2 separate regions of the Homo sapiens genome follow, and region 2 is linked to region 1. A link is an interaction called in ENCODE POLR2A ChIA-PET data of the cell type or tissue named here. Cell type or tissue: PC-3. All regions are shown on one strand.

Evidence for each region. Peaks named below come from ENCODE experiments on the same cell type or tissue, not always from the same donor. Only the 100,000 strongest peaks of a DNase experiment are listed, where the experiment ranks them.
Region 2: POLR2A ChIA-PET joins it to region 1 with 12 read pairs; 2 of 35 experiments call an interaction of 5 or more read pairs at or near these places.

What each region holds. Positions count from the first base shown.
Region 1 is chr5:38,377,398-38,385,397 of GRCh38, forward strand. All of the region lies in intron 6 of EGFLAM (EGF like, fibronectin type III and laminin G domains), which reads left to right. Among named protein-coding and RNA genes, the nearest start is that of EGFLAM-AS2, 22 kb to the right of the region's middle. RefSeq lists an enhancer at 5,490-5,784. In PC-3, CTCF peaks have their summits at 5,598 (motif pointing right) and 5,797; DNase peaks (open chromatin) are centred at 3,194 and 5,634; H3K27ac peaks cover 1,720 bases.
Region 2 is chr5:39,286,568-39,294,567 of GRCh38, forward strand. It overlaps C9 (complement C9), which reads right to left. Exons shown (of 11, transcript NM_001737.5): 10 at 2,156-2,384. Among named protein-coding and RNA genes, the nearest start is that of FYB1, 71 kb to the left of the region's middle. In PC-3, no CTCF peak of the experiment used is centred here; no DNase peak of the experiment used is centred here.

The DNA.
Region 1 (8,000 bases):
CCTCCCAAAGTGCTGGGATTACAGGCGTGAGCCACCACTCCCAGCCATCAAATGTTGTGTTCTCAACACCCTATGCAAGGTCTGCGCTCAATAAGTATTTATTGAGTATGTAAATGAGTGAATGTGACTTAACAAGCTAAGAGTCTGTGACTACTTTGGTGATTGGATAACTCCCTACTGCTACTGTATGGGAACTTCAAAGACAAGATGAAAGGAAACAGTTGTTCTAGAAACCCACATAGGCCAAAAGTGAATTTCCCATTGGCAAGGTTCGCAGGCAAAAGTGAACTCCCAGAATTGCAATGTGGTATAAATAAGGAAAAGGTAAACAAATAGAGTAAAAGAGGGAGGAAGGAAAGAAGGAAGGAAGAGAGCAAACCCAGTGAATTTAAATTCAAGGCTGTAAGGATGAGATTCTAATGCTAAAAAGAGTACAGTTTGCTGATAGCGGGTTGGTGAAAGGAGAGACATTTTCTAACTCTCTTTCAAACCAAGCCCTCATTTTACCCCTGGGTTCTTACTTGATCATTATAATAAGCATTAACATTTCTAGACTACCTTTTCCTCCTTTTCCTAATAAGGCTAATTATGGTCTCAGATCCTCAGGGATTACATAGAGAAGTATGAGAGATGTTTTGTTTTGGTTTGATTTTTGCCATACTGTTCTCTCCATAAACTGTTTTCTTCCACAGTTTCAGAAACATACTCTTCCACTGAGCTGAGACAAACTCCCTCTGGCTCAAATCAGATTTCTACAATAAATCTGATTCCATGCTGTTCCCCAGCACCCTCTCATCTCACCCCTCTTTTCTTCTCTACACCTTCCTGCTTGCTTAGTACAGCTGTCGTTGGTTGTGTAAACCTGTTGTCCCATAAGTGTCTGTGTGTGAGTCTGGCTTTTGCCCAGTTTTGCTCTGAGATTTGGGCCGCTGTGTTTTTCATTGCCCATCTGCCTGGAGACCAGTTACAGCATGCGAGGATCCCGGGGTACATGTTGTCATAGAGCCACAGAATAGATTTCCCTTATCCCTGTTCGCAAGTGAGGACTCTTCTTTGGCGGCAATGCCCCTGAATAGGCTGCAGCAGTGAGCAGAGAGGAAGCAATGGAGACAGAAGGTAGTGGCATGTTCTGGGGATGGCTACAAAGCAATCAGGAAGTGCTCCAAAGTCCCTGTGACTTATTAGCACTCTCTAGCAGCTTCCTTACAGCTGCAGCCTCTTTCAATCCATGCCTATGAAAGTTCTTGCCAACCTTTACACTATTCACTGCCCCCAAGCATCTGTACCTTTGAACAGAGCAGAATCTGGCCGGCAAGTCTGGGTCTGAGGTCCAGGAAAACTGTCCTCTTACTACCTTGCTGTGGGACCTCCTCAGAAAAGACACTTAGTATCTCTGGGTCTCAGCTTCCTCATCTCTAAGATGGGTACAGTAATCCTGAGACAGGTGATATTTTCTACTTCTCAGGGTTATTTTAAGAAAACACAAGTGGAACAGAGGTTAAGGTATCTGACCACTCTTCAAGATGAAGGAGATGTTAATAGATGTTCCCTCCATGCCTAGTTACTAAAGGATGGTGTAGCTGACAGGGGCAGCCACTGGGGGTTCTGTAGCTTTTTCATTAGACTCCAGGCTCTGAGCTCTGTTCTGGGAATGGGAAGACATCAGAATGCCAGAATTCAGAAACAGAAGTACAAGAACAAAAAGTTTCCTCTCTGGGAAGTGGAAGAATGGAGGAAGCCCTCTGAGTGAGGTCCACCGGAATCATTAGGATGGGACTTGGTTGTGTCGGGGAGGGAAGACTTTCCCTTTACCCACAGAGGGGTTAATAACTGAGTGTATGAAATAAACGGACAGCAGGCAGATTAAGAGGAGAAAAGGTACACACATTTTGTATATGCACAGGGGGCATCCAAGGAAAAAAAGTGAATACCCCCAAACCCAGTGGGATCTAGAAGCTTATAGACAGGGGAGGAAGGACGCAGAGAACACAGGAGAGAGTAAATGATGCATGGAACCTCCAAAGAATAGGTGACAGATAGCCCATGACAGTCTGTCTCGGTGTGGCGTTAACCCCCAGTCTCCCCTCCTGAGATAGGAGTTAATCTTCCCTGGTAATGAGATTCCGGGGAGGGGATCCGTTGGCAGTTGCATTCCTTTTGGAGGATCAGTCTTCAGGCAGATAAGAGAAGTTCAGAGAAAGCCCCTCCCTGAATGTGCTGCTCCCCGGGTGCCCTCAGTGTGAAGCAATCAGCCACAGCAAAGCGGCTTGTGTTGGGGGGACATTTCCTGAACTCCTTCAGTTGGCTGCTTAGATTTAAAAGACTGCAGTGATCAGATGTCAGAGAATTAAAACTGCAAGTCACAAGCTCTGATAACAATAAAATTTCATGTCTCTTACCACTTAAGCACATTCTAGACTCAGGCAAAAGGAAAAAAAAAAAAAAGAAGAAAAGCTCTAGAGTTACAGTATCATGCTGCTAGCTTTGTTTGCTTTTAGTCTTCCCAAAAATAACCATTTACTGAGACAATGGTCAGCAAATTTTTCTATAAAGGGCAAGATAGTAAATATTTTAGGATTTTTAGGCCAACTTTGTTGTCATAGCAGGAAAGCAGTCATACAGTAAATAATTATACATGGCTGTATTCCAATAAAACTATTTATGCACACTGAGATTTGAATTTAAGTTTTATGTGTCACAAGAAATTATTATTCTTAAACTTTTTCCCCAGCCCCTAAAAATGTAAAAACCATTGTTACAGCAGGCTGGATTTGGCCCACGGGCCACAGTTTGCTGACCTCTGTACTATACTGTTTGGGCATTTTTCCTTAAATTTTCAAGAAATTTGTCAGGAAATTTGGTAAATCCCCTTTTAGATAGCAATTTTGTCAAGCTTTTAAGGAATCAATTAGCACATACTAATGAACTTGTTCCCTTGATAGAGCTGTCTGTGATTTAATTTTCACATACATGTTCTTAAAGAAGAGACCTGGAGAGCCTGCAATCCAACTGCTTTGGAACAGGTTTGTGCTGGTGACATTGGAGAAAGACAAAAAGCAAACTGAGGAAGAGGTTCCTTTGCTAGGCATTATTCCAGGAGCATGGGAAAGGCCAATGAGTCAGTGAGCTTCATGGATTTGTAAATCTTTAGAACGTGAGATGAAAAAGGGAACAGTAGGAGCGATAAATAATTTGTTTTACTCATAGCCTAGACAAACCTGCATTTTCAGTTTGCATTTGAGCGTGAATATAACTTCAGATGTAATTTTACATTCAGGGTGTCCTCCATGGCAATCGCTCTATTGATTTGCTGATGACTCCATGCATGTAAATCTGAGCAACATTCATTTGCACAACTTTATTGGCTCTACAGGGAATGATTCACTTTGCTGTTTAAATACCTATTAATTGCTCTTCTGAGGCCTTTGTGCATCTTACATTATCATACATTTACTAATAATCAGGACACCAATATTTTACCCCCTCTGGCTAGGTAGAGAAGAGAGACTAAAGCAAATGATAAGGAAATATAAATTTTCAAAGGAAAGGAACTCACGATGCTCTGATTTCAACTGGAGCATCTGCTCAGTCGGTCGGCTGATATTTCATGGCCTCAGAATGTGCAACTATATACTGTTTATTCCACTCAATGGATTTTTAAACATTAATATATTGAGGTGATATCCACATACATATCCACACACAATTATCTTACCCATTTTCACTTTGTTTCCTTTTATTTACTTAATTATCCATTTTGTTCTCTTTCCTTCACATTCATCATAATGTCATGGCTAATCTTTTCTGTTCTTTCCTTTGGAGCATTTCTTGCTTTTATATAGTTCTTCATTGGGATCATTTCTTAGCATCTAAATTCTTGAATCGTTTCAGTTCTTTGATGGGAGTAGGGCCACAGTTGTTGTTCAGCACAAAGAGAGGAGGTCTGTGAAATCAGCTTAACACAGACACATAGGAGGGACGCGGTGCATGCTGGCTGAGTTTGATGGATCTCATCTGATAATGCAACCGAATACGAAACACTTATGTACAAATATAAATGAGAAGCAACTGCAGGAGAAAAGATGACTTTTCTAGGGATCTCAGTAGTCATCAGGCTCCTGGCACGAAATAGAGGCATAAGTACTTGGATGATTTGAAACAAGTTTAATGAGGGGACTGTTTGCAACAGCTTAGTCATGTGCTAATTGGGACCAGTATCCAGATGGAAAGGGAGGGCCATCCAGCAAGAGCTATGACCTTCAGACATGTGTCCCATGATAACCTCATAGGGTAAAATTTAGGGGAACACTCTGACTCTTTTTCCTCTCTCTTCTTTCTTGTTGGTGCTTCCTAATGGGCAGCACACAAGTGGAAGCCAGGCAGGTCAGCTTCCCAGGGCACAGGGCAGGGTGGAGAAGGACAGAGGAATTTAGGAATCAAGTCTGAAAAGGTAATCGCCAAACTGGGTTTTGGTCCAGGATCTGCCACTTGATTCCTAAAATTAGTGAGATTCCTTTTGTCTAAAGATTCGATTCCTCAAGCGTGTTCAGAGAAGAACAAGAAGGTCAGTGTAGCTGGAGAAGGGAGTTCTGGGGCAGAAAAGTCGAAGGAGATGACGTTAGAGAAACCATTGCAGTAATTGCAAAACAGAAATAGTATTTGTGTTATCGCCAAATAGAAAAGAATATTGTGCTCTATAATGCTTATTGTTAGTGAAAAAAATTCAGGCAACATAAAAAATATTAAAAGGTCAAAATGAAAATTATCTCTAAACTCAGCATCTAGGTATAGCCACTATTAATATTTTGGCAGATAATATCTTCCAGAATTTTTTTTAATCCAATGATGAAATCATAGTACATACACTTTTTCTGTACAACAAAATACTTTATACATATATAAATGCAAATGAATGTAGGTATACATCACAAAATTTAATAACAATGTATTCCATTATAAAGGTGTGCCACATTTATTGAACTAATTCCTCATTGATGGACATTTGGATTGCTTCACTGGTGTAAACAAAGCTGGGCCTCTTGATGGTAACCTTACTTGTCTTTTGGTTGTCCAAGTTCATCTTCCCTTCTGGTATCTTTTTGAAGCAGAGTGGGCCAGCACCATTATTTCTCCATTAGTTTCTAGTTGGATAGACTGACATGCACAGCTGATCAGCAAGTGGATGGTATTCTGAACCCAAGTCTCTTATCTGCTATTTCACAAATTTAACCAATAGCCTATGTTGCACTAATCTCTTATTAACACATAATATTCATATATACCTTTTGAGATAAAAATGTTTTTTCAAAAGGAAAAATAAGTCAGCTGCTGTAAGGATCTATCTCTAAATCTGAGCCCCAATTGGAAATTTTTGGTGGTACCAGCTTCTTATTCCCACTGATATGAGGAGCCAAGAGGCCTGTCTTAGAACATAGATTAGTGCTGCTTTTGAACTCTAATCCCAGCATCTACCATATTTTAAAATGTGATTGTGTCTCCATTTTGGCCCAGTGGAATGTATCTCCCATCACTGATGTTGATCACAGGATCCTTAGGGAGTGCAGGGGCATGCCAGCCACAGCTGCTCAGGAGGAAGTATCAACAGTCATCCAGCAGATGGCAGTAGTTCCCACACTTACAGAGCCGGACGAGCCCTTGCGACTCAGTCTGGAGTCACCTGAAGTGGTTGACCTTGAGAGCAGCTCCATTAGATTGCGTCAGATAGAGGGCACCTTCTATGGTTCAAAGTCCCAACCAACATGGGAGAAGGCAACTAATTTTAGATTTTTTTCTGGTGCAACCAAACGTCCACAAACAAAAACAGATATTTCTTCAGCGTTCTTTGGCGTTTATAACATTTTATTTACAATGCTGTGTCAAAATGATGCAAACAACTGGTACATACATTTCTTTCCAAAATAAAATGAAATAAAAAGCTGGCAAATTCAGAAAGAATTACAACAATGAAAATTAGAGGAGTGGGTGATGAGAAAGGCTACAAACAAATTTGTCAGGCCTTTTTTTTTTTTTTTAACATTACCCCTGAAAACTGTTTGGGTGATGTTCAAGAAAGTAAAGAACCTAATTTCTGACTCTACATTGATTATTTTGCTTGTTTAAGCACTTATTCACACAGTTTCCAAAATGTGTATTTGATGTCTGTTTATGCCCAGGTAATTTCTGGATGCTGGGGTTTTAGCAGTAAACAAGATCAATAGTGTCTCCGCCCTCATGAGGTATATCTGTGGGAGAGTCTGTGAAATAAGTCTGTATCACATTATATTACATAAATAATATCATCAGTAATGATAAGTGTCAAGAGGAAAAGTGAAGGGCTAAGAGGGTGTAGAGGATGGTGGGAGCTGCTGCTTGGGATAGGCTATCAGGGAAGGCTTCTCTCAAAGAGAGATTTGAGCAGAATCCCTCCACGTGGAGGGAGTGACAAATGCAGAGGTCCTGGGGTGACAGCCCACAGGACACTGGAAGCTCACAGAAAGAGGCCCACGTGGTGGGAATGTGGTGAGTGAGAAAAATGATAGGAAGTGAGGTCAGAAAGTTTGCCAGGGGTCAGAGCGTGTCAAATCTTATAGGTCCTGATGAAGACTTTGAATCTTATTCAAAGTTAAAGGCCAAGATATTGAAATTTTGAGCAGCAAAATGACATGGCCTGACTTATATTTTAAGCAGGATTGCTGTGGCTGCAGTGGTGGAGCTCACTGGAGAGGAAGGAGAAGGAATAAGGAGGCAATTTTATATTGCTTTAAGGAGAACAGACATGAAAAGAAAAAAGAGGTAGAGTGCCAAATGGAAATCATAGAATTTTGAAACTGGCGAGTCATTGAAGAACCTAGCCAGACTTCCACAATTTTCGGATAAGGAACTGACACCACCAGATTATGTGACTCTCTGAAGGTCTTACAGTCATCTGGGACTCTCTAGCCAGTGATCCTTGCGCTTCCTGTCCTCTTCTCTGTTGCAGAGACCCCACTTACATGCGTGGTTACACCGCTCCATTCTCACCCATATTCTGTTGGTTCCTCTTGAGAGCAGTGTGAGTGTTGCTCCCATGCTCCCAAGTGGGGAGTTTCTACATCAGTTCCCTGAGCTATTTCCTTATATAAGCCAGAAGTACTGGGATGCCTTTGCCTTTCTTAGTGTCTCAGGAACACTTTCTGACCGGGAACACCTGCTGTGTCCTGCTGCATGTCCCAGCCACATGTGGGAAAATCCTGCGGTTAGACTGAAGGCAGTCTGTGCAGTGACAGAGTGGCCCATAGGGACCTGGCTGTAAACCCAACAGAGGTTAAGAAAGTTTGGGGATCTGTATCCCAGGCTCATTCTACTGCACTTGGCTCCCACAGGCTCTTTGCTTCATGTCTGTTACTACTCTATTGTGCCCCCAAATGCTCAAAAGTATTTGGGGGCACAATAGAGTGGTAGATTTCAACTGGGGGTGATTTTGGTCCCCAAAGAATATTTGGCAATGCCTGGAGACATTTTTGGCTGTCACAACTGGGGGGAAAGTGCTACTGGCATTTAGTCAGTAGAGACTAGAGATGTTGCTAAATATGAATACCTTGCAATGCACAGAACAGCCCCCTACAATGGAGAATTATCTAGCTCTAAATGTCAATAGTACTGAAGTTGAGGAACCCTGCTATAGAACAAAATCAAAGTTAAAAACCTAACCCCTGTTCAAAGTAAAGTGGCAATCAGCTGGGAAATTAACTGACATTTAAAAAAACAACTATTTATCAAACTTTTTTGGACTACCACTTATAATAAGTGTATGCAATTTACATTGCAACCTAGTACACACAAACATAAACAGTCATTTCTCTGTATTCATGGAGAATTGATTCAAGGACTGTTTCCCACCCACCCCCCCCCCCCGCCCCCGCCACCGCCAACAAACACCAACATCCAAAGATGCTCAAGTCTCTTATATAAAATAGAGTAGTATTTTCATATAACCTGTGTACACTCTCCTGTATCCTTTA
Region 2 (8,000 bases), 910 kb after region 1:
TCGACTATACAAAGTTGAATAAAATAATTGGAAAATTAAAAGCTAGAACTAAAGAAATCACAGAGAAATCAGCAGAATATTCTACATAGAGAGAAATAGGTAGAAAATAGACGTTCCAAGTACCAAGTAGTATACATTTTTGGAGAGTGAGAGTTTTTTTTGGAACGCAAAGCACTAGATTGAGACTTTAGACCGATGAGAGACAGAGTTAGCATACATTTATAAATCAATCATTCTAAAATTTAAATTAAATTCTAACTTACATATTTTGTCACCACATGATTGAGTTTCTAAGCCATTTGCTGAGAAGTGTAAAAAATTCATAAAATATTAAAAATTTATATTGTAAGAGATGAAAATATGGTTGAATGATAAACGAGGCTGTGAACTTTGGCTACATAATTGTTTTAGAATTTTGTTTCAGGAAACTGTATTTGTTCAAACAATGATTGCCATAGAAAGTTAATCTTAATAGCTAATCTTGTGATATTAACACTTGGACTAAGATCTCACTAATCTATTAGGAGTCTGAATAATTCTACCAGAATGAAATACTAAGCATAAACTCTTAGGATTAGAAACATGACTAAAGTCATGTTTACTTGTAGGAAGTAAAATAGTTTAATTGAGTCCTATTTGTCTATTTTTGTTTTTATTGCATTTGCTTTTGAGGTTTTAGTTATAAATTATTTGTCTAGGCCAATGTCCAGGAGAGTTTTTCCTAGATTTTCCTCTAGGATTTTTATAGTTTCAGATCTTACATGTAAGTCTTTAATCTATCTCAAGTTAATTTTTGTATATGGTAAGAGAATAGAGATGATTTCTCAAAAAATTAAAAATAGGACTACCACTCAACAGTCCCACTACTGGGTATCTACCGAGAGGAAAATAATCTTTATATGAAAAAGATGCCTGCACACATATGTTTACTGCAGCACATATTTTGATGTGCAATAGCACATATTTACAATACATATTTACAATAGCAAAGTCATGGAATCAACTTTCATGTCCATCAATGGATGATTGGATAAAGAAAATGTGGTACATATGTACCATAGAATATTATTCAACCATGAAAGAGAATGAAATCATGTCTTTTGGAGCAACATGGTTGGAGCTGGAGGTCATTATCCTAAGTGAAATAACCCAGAAATAGAAAATCAAATACCACATGTTCTCGCTTATAAGTGGGAGCTGAACAATGGGTATGTATGGACATAAAGAAGGAAATAATAGACAGTGGGGACTCCAAAAATGGCGAGGATGGGAGGGGGATGAGGGTTGAAAAATTACCTGTTGGGTACAATGTTCACTATTTGGGTGATGCGTACACCAGAGGCCCAAAGCTTATCATTATGCAATATATCCTTGTAACAAACCTTCACATGTACCCTTTAAATTCATAATAAAAATATTTTTAATGTAAAATAATGTTTCCTTATGATTAACTTAAAAATACAATACAGAATCTCAGCTTTCAAAAACACAAATACAGTTAAAAATGCAAAATAAAAATCTAGTGAATATCATTTATATAAAATTTAAAAACATACAAAACAATATCACATATTTTTCATTGGTACATACATATTTAGTACAAGCACAAAAATATGAACTGGAAAGATACATACCAACTTAATGAAAGTGACTGTATCTGAGTAGTAGAAGAGAGAAAAGGCAATAGAATTTTTTTGGGGGGCGGGGATGTGGTACAAAGTAATTAATTGGATGTATTATTGTTGCTTCTTAAAAAAGGGTTTTAAAGTATATATGTCTACGTCTATACACATAAACACATATATATGCAAAGTGTATATGATATATATGTATTAACATTCATCAATTCTATATAGTGAATACCTGATGTTTGTTGTATTTCTGTAAACCTTCTATAAGAATATTTTTATAAAGAGTAATACAATAATTATAATTTATTTATTTATAATTCTATCTTAATATATACAAGTAGAATATGTCAGAATGACACATAAAGGCTGATTTACCCATTTTCACTATTCACTCAATCTTTATCTTCTGTTTATATAAATAATCTAGAGATTTAGTACAAATTAATTCAAGAGCTAGTTTTCAAATTAGATAACCCCAAAGTGCATATTTTTGTCTTTAATCACATCAAATAAATTGTCCTCACCTTCAGAAATTTTTTGTTTACTGATTTCACAGGCAATTCCCTCAAATTTGAATGGGCAGGCACACAAACACTTTCCATCCATTAGAATCACTGTACCTCCATTTTGGCATGTGTGGCATTTTCTTACACTAAATTCATTGATATAGTCTTCAATGGCTCTTTCCAAGTTTTGTTTCTTTAGGTGTGCATTTTTCATTTTCACTGGAACCAGATTATATATAGGAGACAGCTGAAAGGAAGCAAAACATTTAATTTTAGGTCCTTTTTAACTGAGAGAACTTGTAGAATACACTTTACTTAATTATTCATTCACTGATTCATTAATTCAACAAAGACTTATTGAATGTATAGTATTGCCAGATGTGATGTTAGCTTTTAAACAATCAAAACTAGTCAAGATGACTGCTATCAGGGAGGTCATATTACGGAGTTAAGGAGGCTGATATTAATAAAATAATGATGCATAAATTTCAAATAGAAAGTGTGATAGGTGCTACAAAAAAAAAACAGGTATATGTGCTTTAAAAATGAACAACTGAGGGACTTAAACTTCTGGCTTGATAATTTATTGACATATTTTGTGAATTGTTTTTGCTGCCTTCTTCCTTCTCTTCCAGAAGGTAACCAGATGCTTGCTATCTCTTGCCTAAGAGGAGGTTTGTGTGCAAGGCCAAGTCCAGAATGCCCCTGAAGGCAACCTTTTTCTAATTTCTTTCTTGTTTTTTTTTTCCTCTAAAAGTCTAAATTCATTGAGAAATTTTTGTAGAGGGAAGGAATATAGAAGAATGCCACCAAGGAAAGAGATTCCTCCAGAATAGAAAGGGGATAGAAGTTAGTATATACCTCAAGTAACAGGAAACCATAGCTAGATATTTAGCAGCTATTTTGGGAGATAGAAGGACCTATGGGGTGCCTTGAGGAAGCTGCATATGAAGTATCAGGAATCCAGTCTTGTCAGTGATTTCCATTTGCAAGCCTGGCATGGAGGGCTTGGAAATATTTGACTTCTAGTGAACATGTGAGCCTGAACAATAAGGTTATTGAGGTAACTACGATGAACTAAAGGCATATGTAAATTATATCTCCATTTCCCAGATGGAAGTGTTAGGATTCTTATACCAATTTAGACAGCAGGGAAAAAATTTCCTGAGCCCCATCCAACAAGTAAATGAAAGGTGAATTTTCTAGCAACATGGAGGGACATGATCTCAAAATCACATTTAATTAGATGTAAAGAAAATGAAGTAAAAGTATTTATTTGGCACACTCAAATTCCTGCAGTAAGATACACAGTTGCTACACTGAAATCAAGGAAGTTTGGAAAGCTTTGACAATAAATACTGAGCTGAGATTTGAAGGTGTCAAGGCAGAGAGAAGACTATTTCAGGCATACAGTAAAGAATTTTGAAAGTTTTTAAATGGAGGAGGAAGTTGGGAAGATGTTGTTCCAAAGATACAAAATTGTAGTTAGATAGAAGGGGTAAGTTCAGAAGATCTATTGTGCAGCTTGATGATCATAGAAAAAAATTAAAAAGTTCTTATAATGGAGATATCATAACATATACAGGGAAATTTATATGTTCACTTAATTTAAGCAAATTCAATTGTGTAACTAGCAAGAGCTGTTTGAGTGAATAAACTGTTAGAAATAGAGGCACTTTGGTGGCAGAGCACTTTAAAACAAGAGACCACAAAACTTAAAAGAAATGAGAATCTATAGAGCCCAGAGCTAAAACAAACAAACAAACAAACAAACAAAAACAAAAAACAAACCAAAAAAACCCCACAAATTCCTGCAGAAGAATAATGATGGATTAAATAATGTGGACTCATCTTTTCCCTAAGGACAATGAGGAAAGCTAAACAAAATAAAACCAAACATTTTTTTTTAAAACTGCTAAAATGCCCTGGACAACTAATAAGAAAATAAAAAATCACTGATCTAAGATCTGGGAGGAGGTGGAAATCCAAGAGGTGGGCCCAGTATTCTAGGGCTACTAGTCCTCTTGACACATTTCCTAATTCAGCAAGAGTTAGTAGAGAGACTAGGAGGTAGAGCAACACATTACTGAGCTGAGGAAAAAACACTGGAATTCAGATCAACCAAGGTAGACATGCTATCCTTTGATTTGGGGACTAAGAGGGAAGTGGAAGTAGGATAGCTCTGGCAGAAACTGCAGCCCAGTTTGGATTAAAATAATCTTGGATCATTAGTGGGGATGCTGGAAGCTTTTCAAATATAAATATATATGTTTGAAATATACAAAATTACCCCAGGCATCAGGCTACTCCTATAATAATTTTACGTACAGTATTTAGCCCACAGTAAAAATAACTAGGCACACAAGGAAATAACACAACATGAATGAGACCAGTGGAAATTATGGAAAATAGAAACAGCTATGGTGGCTGCCAATGTTTGTGCTATCAGACTTCAAACAATTATCAGACTTTAAACCAACTGTTTGCATAAACAGGGAGATAAGAGACAAGTCTGAAAATTTTAGCAAAGAACTGGAAGTTATTAAAAATAGATTTGAAAAAAAGAAACAAATATTAGAATACAAATTAGTGAATTAGTTAAATAGCAAATGTGATAAAACTGAAGCAATTTAATGAATTGCAATATAGGTAAGAAGAAAATATTGACAATAAAGCATGAAGAGACAAAAGGATAGGATATACAGAAAGAGGGAAGGAAACATAAGTGATAGTGTGGGAAGGGAAAAGATCCATATATTTTGAGCCCCAGAAGGAGAACAAAGGACAGAATAAATAAGAAGCAATATTTGAAAAACTAATGACTGAGAATATTCCAGACCTGGTGAAAAACAACAAGATATCTTATGAATAAAAACTACGGTGAAAAATAATTTTGCAGCTAGGTATTATCAGAGAAAAATTGCTAAAAAAACAAAACCCAAAGACAATGGAGAAAATCTTAAAAACAGTTTAGTAAAAAGCCTTAGTATTTTGAAAGTAGACTAAATTTGACTTTACTAGATACAATCAATAATATTATAAAGAGTCAAATGGAAATGTAAAAAATAAAAAGCATGATAAAAGAGATGAAAAATATCTTTGATGAGTTTGTCAGTAGATTTGACACAGCAAAAGAAAGAATCAGTAAACTTGATAAAAGGGTGGTAGAAATTAGCCAAATTAAAGTGCAAAGAGATAAAAGAATTGAAGGGAGGGAACCCAGAACTAAGCATCCAAGAGTGTGGGGCAATATGAAAGAGACTAGCACATGTGTTACTGGAATCCTTGAAAAAAGTGAAGAGGTTATAAGAAGGGGTTGAGAGGGGGAGAGAAAGAGAATGTGATTGTGGCAGAAGAAATATTTGAAGATATAATGACCAAGAATTTTTCAAAAGTAATTAAATAATCAAACCATAGACTCCAGAAATTTAGGGAACTTCAAGCAGAATAAATATACATCTCATTCAAACTGTGGAAAACCAAAGATTAAAATGAAATCTTCAAGGCGATGACAACAAAGGGAAATGCTACAAGCAGAAGGTCAAAGATAAGAGTTACAGCATACTGCTTATTTAAAAACTATGCAAGCCAGAAGACAAAGGGGTAATATCTTTAAGTACTGAAAGACAAAAACAAAACAAAACAAAAAAAAATCCACACAAACTGTAAACATAGAATTTTATACCTAATGAAATGTCATTGAAAAAAATACTTTTTTTTTCAGAGAAGAAAAAGCCAAGAGAGTTTGATACTAGCTAATGCACACTAAAAGAAATGCCAAAGGAAATTTTTCAGGCAGAAGAATTACCACAAAGAACTAAAATTTGGACCTACATAAAGTAATCATGAGCTCTGAGCATAACTAAAATGAAGGCAAAAATATACCTTTCTAGTTTTAATTGCTCTAACATATATTATCTACAGCAAATGTTGTCGCATTGTAGTATGAGTTTATAGTGTATGTAAAAATTTAAAAATATGTATGTAAAATATACATACACTATAAACTCATGATACAATATGATAAAAATAGCATTAAAAATGGGAGGGAGGATTTGGAAATATAGTGTATTTGTTTTACACTATACATAAGGCAGCATAATATCATTTGAAGGCAGACTATGATAAATTAAGGATGTATATTGTGAATCATATGTTATAGAGTAAAAAATATTTTTTAAAAGAGACATGAGTAATATATCAATACTGGAAATAAAATGGAATCATATAACATACTGAATAAAAAAGAATAGTCAGGACAAGAAAGGAACAATGTAATGAATAAACAAGATTTAACTGAAATGTTAAAGGGAGAGTGCTGGAGTTCAGGGGGAAGCAGAAAGGCATCTCTGGTGGTTGGAAGGCCAGGGGGTCTTACATGCCCAGATTACTACAGAAAGCCATTCAACTGCAAAGATAAACAACTAGGAAGGAAAAAAGAAACAAAAGATATTCAGAATAACCAGAAAACAATCAATAAAAAGACAGGAATAAGTCCTCACCTATCAATAATAACCTTGAAGGTAAATACATTAAATTCCCCATTTAAGAGATATAGATAGCCTAAATGGACAAAAAGAAATAATAGCCAACTATATGTTCCCTATAAGAAACTCACTTCACCTGTAAAGACATACATAGATGGGATGTGAAGGATGGAAAAAGATATTTCATGCAAAGGTAAACCAAAAGCAAGCAAGAGTAGCTATGCTTATATCAGACAAAGCAGACTTCAAGTCAAAAACTGTAAAAAGGAGAAAAATAATAACATTATATAATAATAAAGGGATCAATTCAGCAAGAAAATATAACAATTTTAAATATATATGCAACCAACACTGGAGCACCCAGATACATAAAGCAAATATTAGATCTAAAGTGAAACAACAAAATAATATTTGGGTACTTCAACATTTCACTGTCAGCGTTGGAGAGATTATCTAAACAGAAAAATCAAAAATCCAAGAACACAGGATTTAAGCTGCACCATAGACCAAATGAACCTAACAGACATTTACAGAACTTTTTGCCCAAGAGCTGCAGAGGGCACATTCTTTTAATCAGTGCGTGGAACATTTTCCAAGATTAATCATATGTTAGAAAACATAACAAGTCTCGAAAAAATTTTACAAATTGAAATTATATTAAATACCTTCTAAGACCACATGGAATAAAACCAGAAGTCAATAATCAGGGAAACTTTGGAAACTGTACAAATACATGGAAATTAAACAATATGCTCCTGAATGACCATTAAATCAATTAAGAGATTAAGAAGGAAATGTTTTAAATTTCTTGAAATAAATGAAAATAGAAACAGAACATACCAAAACTGACGATACACAGAAAAGGCAGTAGTAAGAGGGAAGTTTATAGAAACCAATGTCTACTTCAAAAATCTAGAAAATTTTCAAATAAACATCTTAATGATACATTTCAAGGAGCTAGAAAAGCAAGAACAACCCAAACCCCAAAATAGTAGAAGGAAAGAGATAATAATGATCGGAGCAGAAATAAACGAAATTGAGACTGAAAACATATACAAAGGATTAATGAAACAAAAAGTTGATTAAAGGTTTTTATTTTAAAAGAAAGACAAAATAAACAAACAATAGCTAGACTAAGAAAAAGAAAAAAGAAGCCCCAAATAAATAAAATCAGATACAAAAATAGAGATATCACAACAGATACCACAGAAACACAAAGGGTCATTAGATACTGCTATGAACAACTATAAACCAATAAATGTAAAAACTTAGAGAAAATGGATAAATTTCTAGACACATACAACCTCTCGAGTTTGAACCAAGAATAAATAGAATACCTGAATAGCCTAATAATAAGTAAAGAGATTGAAGTTGTA